Linked DNA regions of Homo sapiens: region 1 is linked to region 2. The links are chromatin contacts, found by Hi-C or POLR2A ChIA-PET in ENCODE. All regions are on one chromosome and are shown on one strand. Each heading gives the region's core, a stretch centred on a gene start or an enhancer-like site at or near the end of the contact. The rest is flanking DNA. Distances are from core to core; before and after follow the strand shown.

Region 1 (4,031 bases), core at 327-2,826, 220 kb after region 2:
GTTCGAGACCAGCCTGACCAACATGGCGAAACCCCATCTTTACTAAAAATACAAAATTAGTTGGGCATGGTCACGCATGCCTATAATCCCAGCTACTCGGGAGGCTGAGGCAGGAGAATCGCTTGAACCCGGGAGGCAGAGGTTGCGGTGAGCCGAGATCATGCCGTTGCACTCCAGCCTGGGCAACAAGAGTGAAACTTGGTCTCAAAAAACAAAAAGACAAACAAAAAAACCTCTTGATGGTTTTTCCCTTGTTTACTATTTGATTTATGTATATTCCTTAAGCTCTAAATACTTTTTGCCCCAACTTGCCTTGGCATTGACTCTTAGTAGTAATGCTGAGTTCCCTTAGTTCCCTTTTACTTTTACCCTCAAAGCTCACTCAGATGTCCCCCTCCATGAAACTTTTACCCTTTACTTCTAAGCTCCCTGTTTGTTCTGAAAGCACTGTGCTTACATCTGAGTTCATATAGCCCCTAAATATGATTCATTAGTATATTTGTTCATTTCCCTCCTTGAAGTTGTGAGCCTCTCACAAAACATTGTTTGTAGGTGGTGGTGATTGTTAACCTCTTTATCCTCAAAGCCTAGTCTAATGCCTGTCATGTAGTAGCAGATGCTCAGTGAATGTTTACTGAATGAGTGGGGCCTGTAGGAAGTGGGGTTCTGCAGGGAGCAGTTCCTCACCAGGAAAATGGCCCTGTAAACTCTGTCCTCAGGAATGCCCATGTGCTTCCCCTGTGGTTTGGAATGAACTCTGCGCAACTCTGTAAGTTCAGTTATTCAGTAATAGACTAAAATGTCTGATGTGTGTCCCATGCTTAGCAGCCGAATAGAGTGATGACTAGGACCAGGCTCTTGTCCCAGATCAGGGCAGGCAAAATACAAACAAACCACATCCTGAGGCCTTCTCATATATGGCTGCATTGTATACCAATGGTCTCAGAGGCAAATGTGTGTTTTCTTGGATCTGTGTGAGGCTTTTGAGCCTTGGCAAAATCTGGCAGAAGCATTAGAGTAAACCAGTGATGGCAGTATATAGAATGAGGGGAGAGAGAGAACAAGGCAAATGCATTGCATCATTTAGGGAAGGCAGTTGGGGTATTGACTGAGCTTTTAGCCTTGAGCAATTGTTAAACTTGTTTTTATTTTTTAACTTTTATGTAAGTTAAATAGCTGCTTATTAAATGTACAAGCCGTAGAGAAAGTTGAAGTTCACACTCACACAGACCATTGAAGAATAACAGCTGCCTTGATTTTATGCGTTTCTCTAAGATTTTGTAGAGTTAGTAGAACTCAGGGAATGCCAGCTGATGTCTAGATGCTACTAGCTTAGGAAAGTGTTCTATTTCTCAGGGTAATGGATATTTACCATACTTTTAATGTAAATCTGGGAAACCTTACTTAGTCTAAAGTGAAAATCTGTGTTGGGTCATTTTATTTTCAAGGGATGTGCCTTGCAGTTTTTTGTTTTGCTCTTTTCTTTAACTGGAGCTATATGATTTCCCGTTTCGTTTCGTACTGAAGTGTTTGAGGCTTTTTCCTCCCCCGCCCAAACACAGAAGCAAGGAGATCAAGCCACGAGTATTCTTATCTTATTGGCAGTGACTCACCTATTTTGGCTCAGTCCTAAAAGGAATTCTGGTGGTTTATTTGGGGTTGATTTTTCCTTGGCTTATGTTCTCTGCACAATAGCTAGGAATTTAACTTGAGTCTAGTGCAGACCTGTCTCCTCGCCCACCTGGAGTTTGTGTTGTGACGTCTCTGTGCCACCACCACCTGGAGAATTGAGGCCTTGGGACAAGTAAGTTGTATGGGTTCCTCCGCACCCCCAGATTCAAATGATATTACAGAGAGGAGAATACTGATGCAGAGAATTTTCTGTCAGCCAGGAAAACTAACTGGGGGTATCTTTTTTTGTCCCTTATTGTCACCAAGCACAGAACCTTAGGAGAAATCTTGGTTCCTTAGAGCTGCCAGCTTCAATTAGGATTAACTTGTCTATTTCACTTCATAGCACAAGCCCTGTCTATGGCCCTGAGGGAGGGTGCTTGTTTCAGACATTGCAGGACAGGAATTTTCACTAATCCTCTTTGAGAATTATGTTGCTGCTCAGCAGGTGTTTATTTTTACCTTGAATTGATTTTTAAAATTTTTTGTGTTGGTCTTTAACTGTCATGTTTATGTAGTGGCACCTATCACTCTCGAGATGAGAGTACAGACAGTGGACTAAGCATGAGCAGCTACAGTGTCCCTCGAACCCCAGATGACTTCCTGAACAGTGTGGATGAGATGGATACAGGTTGGTATTCTTTATTCCTCTTAGTAACCTGACTTAACAGTGGGATATGTTATCACCAGGTCTCATAAGGTATTGTAAGCAAAGATGATTCAGAAGAAAACCAATTAAAATCCTGTAAATTTGAATTAAATTGATCCTGCTTTGTCTCTATACGGTGATTTGTAACTTGTCTTTTCCTAGTTTAAAAAAATATATATCATGGATTGGCCGGGTGCAGTGGCTCATGCCTCTAATTCCAGCATTTTGGGAGGCCAAAGTGGGTGTATTGTTTGAGCCCAGGAGTTCAAGACCAGTCTGGGCAACATGGTGAAACCCCATCTCTATAAAAAAACATACAAAAATAAGTCAGCTGTCATGGTACATGCCTGTAGTCCCAGCTACTCAGGAGGCTGAGGTGGGAGGATGGATTGAGCCCCGGTGATCACACCACTGCACTCCAGTTTGGGTGACAGAATGAGACCTCTTCTCAAAAAAAAAAAAAAAAAATCATAAATTGGATATATTAGCTCTATTTGAATAAAACTCTGATAACATGACTTATGTTAGCATGTTGATCTTAATTGGCAGGACAAACTGACAACCCTGTTAGAACATCTCTCTCCTTATAGATTAGTGTCCTTAATTTTGAGAGATGTCTACATGTAATTCAGTGTTTGTCTTCATCTTTTCTCTAAGAGTTTTTGGTCCACCTTAAGTGTTATGGGGCTCAGGAAACCAGGTGGGAAAGACTAGGAGGTGGGGCTCACTTACTTTGTTAGAATAGTTGCAGAAGGCCAGGTGCGGTGGCTTAAACCTGTAATCCCAGCACTTTGGGAGGCCGAGGTAGCCAGATCACGTGAGGTCATAAGTTCAAGACCAGCCTGGCCAACATGGTGAAACCCTGTCTCTACTAAAAATATAAAAATTAGCCACATGTGGTGGTATGCACCTGTAATCCCAGCTACTCGGGAGACTGAGGCAGGAGAATCATTTGAACCCGGGAGGCGGAGGTTGCAGTGAGCCAAGATCACACCACTGCACTCCAGCCTGGGTGACAGAGCAAGACTCCGTCTCAAAAAAAAAAAAAAAAAAAAAAAAAAAGAATAGTTGCAGGGGTCTTGCAGGAGCTAAGAAATACCTGCCTCACAGGGGTAATTACGGAAGCATTTCTCCTGTGGCTTACCTGGCAACCATTGCCCTAGAGTTGACAACTGCCAGAGTGCATGAATTGGCAGGGAAATGAAGCTGTTCTTTAGCTACCAACTCTTTCACTAACTGCTTCTATTCTGAAAGTGTTTAGCAAGGCTTTTGTGCCTGTATTCATCCAGCTCCTGGCTTTGATGCTTTCTAGAATCCACACTACCCCTCCTCTCTGATTATCTAGATGTTAAATCATCCTTAGGAGCCACTTCAAACCCATTTCACACACAACACCTTTACTTACTCCTCTAATCTGTATTGCTCTCTTCTCCAGACCCCTGTAGCACTTAATGGTTTATGTTAGTTTTTCTGAAAGTATGTTCTATTGAAGCTCTGAGGAGTGTTAATGTTGTCATATGCAAAAAAGGCTCTGTGGCCAAGTAAGTTTGGGAAACCTAGAAGCAAGGCTAGGAAGATGGATTTATTCAAAGCCCTCTGGGAAGGCTTGTTTTGCTGTTAGGAAGGTGCATCTCCTAAGGGTAGAATAAAGTATTCTTGCAGTCTTTCTATTTTAGTGTTTCCCAAAGTATATTTAAGGCCAAGGTAGGTC
Region 2 (4,216 bases), core at 471-2,970:
TAAAATGGATTATGACCTAAACAATATTTATGAACACCTAAAACTCATTAAAAATCTCTTTTCCATTTTTAATATTTTATCCTCATATTTTATTGTATATGCAGTCGTTGTCATAATGCCTTTCTTCCAGAGATTTTTTACAATGCCTTTTTTTAAAGATTAAGTAGAAAACTTTCCAAGAATTTCAAATAATTTTAAAGAAAGAAATTTATACATCAGCCACTCCATCTAACTCTTCATATTAAAGATGAAATCCAAGTACTTTTTAAATGACATTAGTTAAAGCTTCCAATGTCCACGGAAATAAAACTAGTATTTTGCCTTTTTGGTTTCTCCAGCCCAGCAAAGAAAGAATGAAAAAAATATTTGCAGAAAGTGAGAACTTTGTAAGTTACTGCATTGATCAGAAATCAATTCAAAGCTATGTAATACGTATTCACTCAATACAACTTTACTGAGTACCTCTTAAATCATCTCTATGCTTGGGACCAGGGACTCCAATAGAGATCAAATACAATCCCACTAATCAAAACATTTAGCCTATGAGATCTTAAAGACCGGCAAACAGGCAATTACAGCAAAGTGTGAGTGAACACAGATTATAATGAGATTGCCTAGAAGGGCCATCTAATCCAGGACTTGGGCTGTGAAGGCAGGCTTTCTGGAAAATGTGACTACCAAAGTGAGGGCTGAAGGATGGGTTAGACAAGCAAGGATGGAAGAGGATGTAATTTCAGGCATTAGAAACAGCATGTGTCAAACTCAGCCTGCTTTGCCCATACTTCATAAATCTCCAAATCAAACAGGGCTTTCAGGCAAGAGAGCAATTGGAAGCATTATTATACCTCTGCTCTTTCCTGAAGCCCTACTTAAATCACAAGGATTAAAAAGGACAGATAGCAGCCAGGCACGGTGGGTCATGCCTGTAATCTCAGCACTTTGGGAGGCTGAGGCAGACGGATCACCTGAAGTCAGGAGTTTGAGACCAGCCTGGCCAACCTAGTGAAACCCCGTCTCTACTGAAAATACAAAAAAATTATCCAGGCGTGGTGTCAGGCACCTGTAATCCCAGCTACTCGGGAGGCTGAGGCAGGAGATTCGGTTGGACCCGGAAGGCAGAGGTTGCAGTGAGCCGAGATCGCGCCACTGCACGACAGCCTGGGCGACAGAGTGAGACTCTGTCTCAAAAAAACAGAGAAAGAGATACCCTAGATGTCTCAATTGTTGTAAGTAATAATAAAATAAAAGGAGGGAGTACAAGACAAAGAGAAAACAAGGGAAGACAGCGCCAAAACTTGGAAGGTTAGAAAGCAGGTGATGAAGTGGTAACTGATTTAGATAATCAAAGAAAGCTAAAACCTATGCTGGCAGTAGGGGAAGCCTAAAGCAAGCCAGTCTTTCCTGCAAAACCAGAAAGGCCCAGGTTTGAAAGTCATCCGGTAGTTCTGCAAACTGGGGGTAAAGGTAAGACTGAAACAGTAATGATTAGTTGGAAGTCTGTTAGACAAACAGTTAAACCCCAGATCCAAATGTCATGCAAGACAGCTGGACCACTCTCCTTCTTTTGCCAAAGCAGGAACATTTAACTTTAAAACTATGAATAAACGAGAATTTCTTTAACCCATTAGAAGGCATTTAGTGGTTGCTGAGGGCTTGCTGCTGAGATAGTCCCGTCAGGACCTGAGGAGTCTTTCCCCAGCTGACAGGAATGTCGGCGGCTGACAGCTCTCAGCTGAGTCACTCTCCAGGCATTTCCCGCAGGCCAAGAGACTCCTCACACGGGGCCACACCCAGTCCCTGAGGGCCGCCCTTATCCAATGCCTGGTTGATGTGGGGCATGAAGTCCTGGCCCCTTTGCCTCAAGGTAGGTCCGTTTTGAAAGGCACGACTGCACACCAGCAAGAAACGACCAAAAAAAAAAATTTGTAACTTTTTAAAAGATACCATTTACAAAAATAACCAAATTTAAAATGCCAACTCTGAATCTTTAAAAAGATATGCAAGCCTTTTCTGGAAAAAAGATTAAAATATTGAAAGACATTTTAAAAGATTTAAATAAATGGATGTATATACCATATCCTTGGATTTGAAAACTCAATATCATGTCAGTTCCTCCCATTGATATTAAACATTCAATGCAATTCCAACTAAAACACTCAAGGCCTGTTTGTGGAATTTGACAAGATGATCTAAAAATTTATGTGAAAGAGGAAAGAACAAGAATAGCCCAGATACACCTGTGTCCGAAGACTAACGTGGAGGTACTTGCCCTATCAAATAACAAGACTTTTTGTTTTTCTCTCCTTTTTTTGACACAGAATCTTGCTCTGTCACCCACGCTGGAGTGCAGTGGCACTATCTCAGCTCACTGCAACCTCCACCTCCCGGGTTCGAGTGATTTTCCTGCCTCAGCCACCCAAGTAGCTGGGATTATAGGCATGCACCACCACGCCAGGCTAATTTTTGTATTTTTAGTGGAAACAGCATTTTGCCATGTTGGCCAGGCTGGTCTCAAACTTCTGGCCTCAAGTGATCCATCAACCTCAGCCTCCCAAAGTGTTGGGATTACAGGCGTGAGCCATGGCACCCAGCAAAAGCTCTTATAATTAAGATAATGTGGTACTGGCACAAGATACATATAAAAATCAATAAAGTACATATTAAAAATCAAAATACATATAAAAATAAATAAAAACTCTTGCAAATAAACCTGATTTACAGCAAAGCAGGCGTTGTATCAAGCTACAATAGCTATGGTAGTTATGAACACGCACCGCTCAGATTTCCTTTCAAGAGATAACCTGCGCAAAAGAGACTGTTGGCTGACAGCCCCTACCTGCTGTACCTCCTGCATCCACCATGGTGTTCACATCAATGCCTTTCTCCCCGCAGACTGTTCCCAGTGACTGAACATTGTGGAAGACTGTGGAAAATTGTGGGTGTCCCAGAAACAGACAATTCTTAACCAGTGAGGGACTTCTCTGGTGGATAGTCTTTACATATGGGTGCCTCAATAGGCCTGGGCAAGACTTCCTTTTTCAGAGCTACTTCTTCCTTCCCATGCTCTTTTCACATGTGTCAGACACACATCATAACATCATAACCTTTATCCTTCACAGGTGTTTCTTCCCAATAAATCTCATACACCTCTAATTCCATCTTGAGATCTGCTTTTCAGAGGAACTTAACTGACATAGTTGGTACCAGGAACAGTCCAAGAAAGCAGGCTAAAAGGTGGAGATTGGGGATGGAATCACTGAATGGCAAGGAAAACCCCATGCTGAGTGGAGAGTGGGTCACAGATTGTCCCTGGCTCAAGGTAGTGGCTCGACTGCCACTATTTCACAGGTGATGACCTGGGGAAACATTCCCTGAGAAAAACAGGCTTGCCAATTCAAGAATCCAGGCATTTAAAAGATGCAGTGGGACTAACACCTGCAAAGACAGTAGCTAGTTATTACTAAGTTGAATTGAAAACCTTCAGAGTGATGAGAAACTGAGAGCAGTTAACAACTAAAGGTTAAGTATGAGAGCCAGGATGCACTTGCGGTGGTATTGCTTACAAAGAGATCCTTATCACCCTGCAGTGGAAGAGAGCTCAGCTGCGGGGCAATCATAGGACTTAGAATAAGGAGCTGCAGAGGCATTTATCAGGCAAGGCAGATCTGTCACAAAAAGACCAGAGCCCTGAAACATCTGGGTGGGTAGCCCCAAGAATTCCTGGTCACTGGATTCCCAAATCGGTGCCTATCTCTCCTACCATTAGGAGACTGCAGGAACCAACAAGATCTCAGTGATGCTGCTGCCTCTTCCTGCAGATCCTTCTTGCAGATCCTTCAGACCTAGAACTTCCCCAGCTGTATTGGGCTGGGATTTAACACTAGTTATCTGCTTGTCAGCAGACGGAGGGTAACTGTGAGGGGTTTCTGGCTGCCTTGTGGTGGAAAGGCCTCAGTAGGGTCTTCTCAGGTGGAGTAAATGCTAGCTCTTAACAAGGAGTAGTGAGAGAGGGGCACTGATATCACGAAGAACTTCAGTGGTGGCTCTGCTCTGTAGGCCAGGACTGAAGGTATGAGAGGAGATCAAGCCTCCTCTATTACAGAGCTGGGCTCCTTAATTGTAGCGAGCATGATGAGCCCCCAGAGTAAGAGAGACCAGGTAACTGCCAGAAGCCAGGGGCCACAGTTACTCTAAAAACCAGCAAGGTTAAAGAAGC

Evidence for each region. A loop is a pair of places that touch in the nucleus more often than their neighbours do. ChIA-PET counts read pairs that join two places held with the same protein, here RNA polymerase II (POLR2A). Pooled maps may share reads with other maps.
Region 1: a map of endothelial cell of umbilical vein shows a loop between it and region 2 (5-fold over the local background). The contact joins two enhancer-like sites. A Hi-C loop is called at or near these places in 2 of 168 maps with a recorded cell type or tissue (PC-9 and endothelial cell of umbilical vein) and 3 of 50 pooled maps. POLR2A ChIA-PET finds 5 or more read pairs at or near these places in 2 of 52 experiments (MCF 10A and WTC11).

What each region holds. Positions count from the first base shown.
Region 1 is chr11:102,225,280-102,229,310 of GRCh38, forward strand. It overlaps YAP1 (Yes1 associated transcriptional regulator), which reads left to right. Exons shown (of 9, transcript NM_001130145.3): 8 at 2,190-2,302. Among named protein-coding and RNA genes, the nearest start is that of BIRC3, 90 kb to the right of the region's middle. Within about 2 kb of position 1,577, at least 7 of the 41 ENCODE cell types and tissues checked have a DNase peak (open chromatin) inside an H3K27ac peak, as active enhancers do; they include PC-9, where a contact is called at or near this core.
Region 2 is chr11:102,009,536-102,013,751 of GRCh38, forward strand. No RefSeq gene overlaps it. Among named protein-coding and RNA genes, the nearest start is that of CFAP300, 36 kb to the right of the region's middle. RefSeq lists enhancers at 476-1,102, 1,388-2,587. Within about 2 kb of position 1,721, at least 6 of the 41 ENCODE cell types and tissues checked have a DNase peak (open chromatin) inside an H3K27ac peak, as active enhancers do; they include PC-9, where a contact is called at or near this core.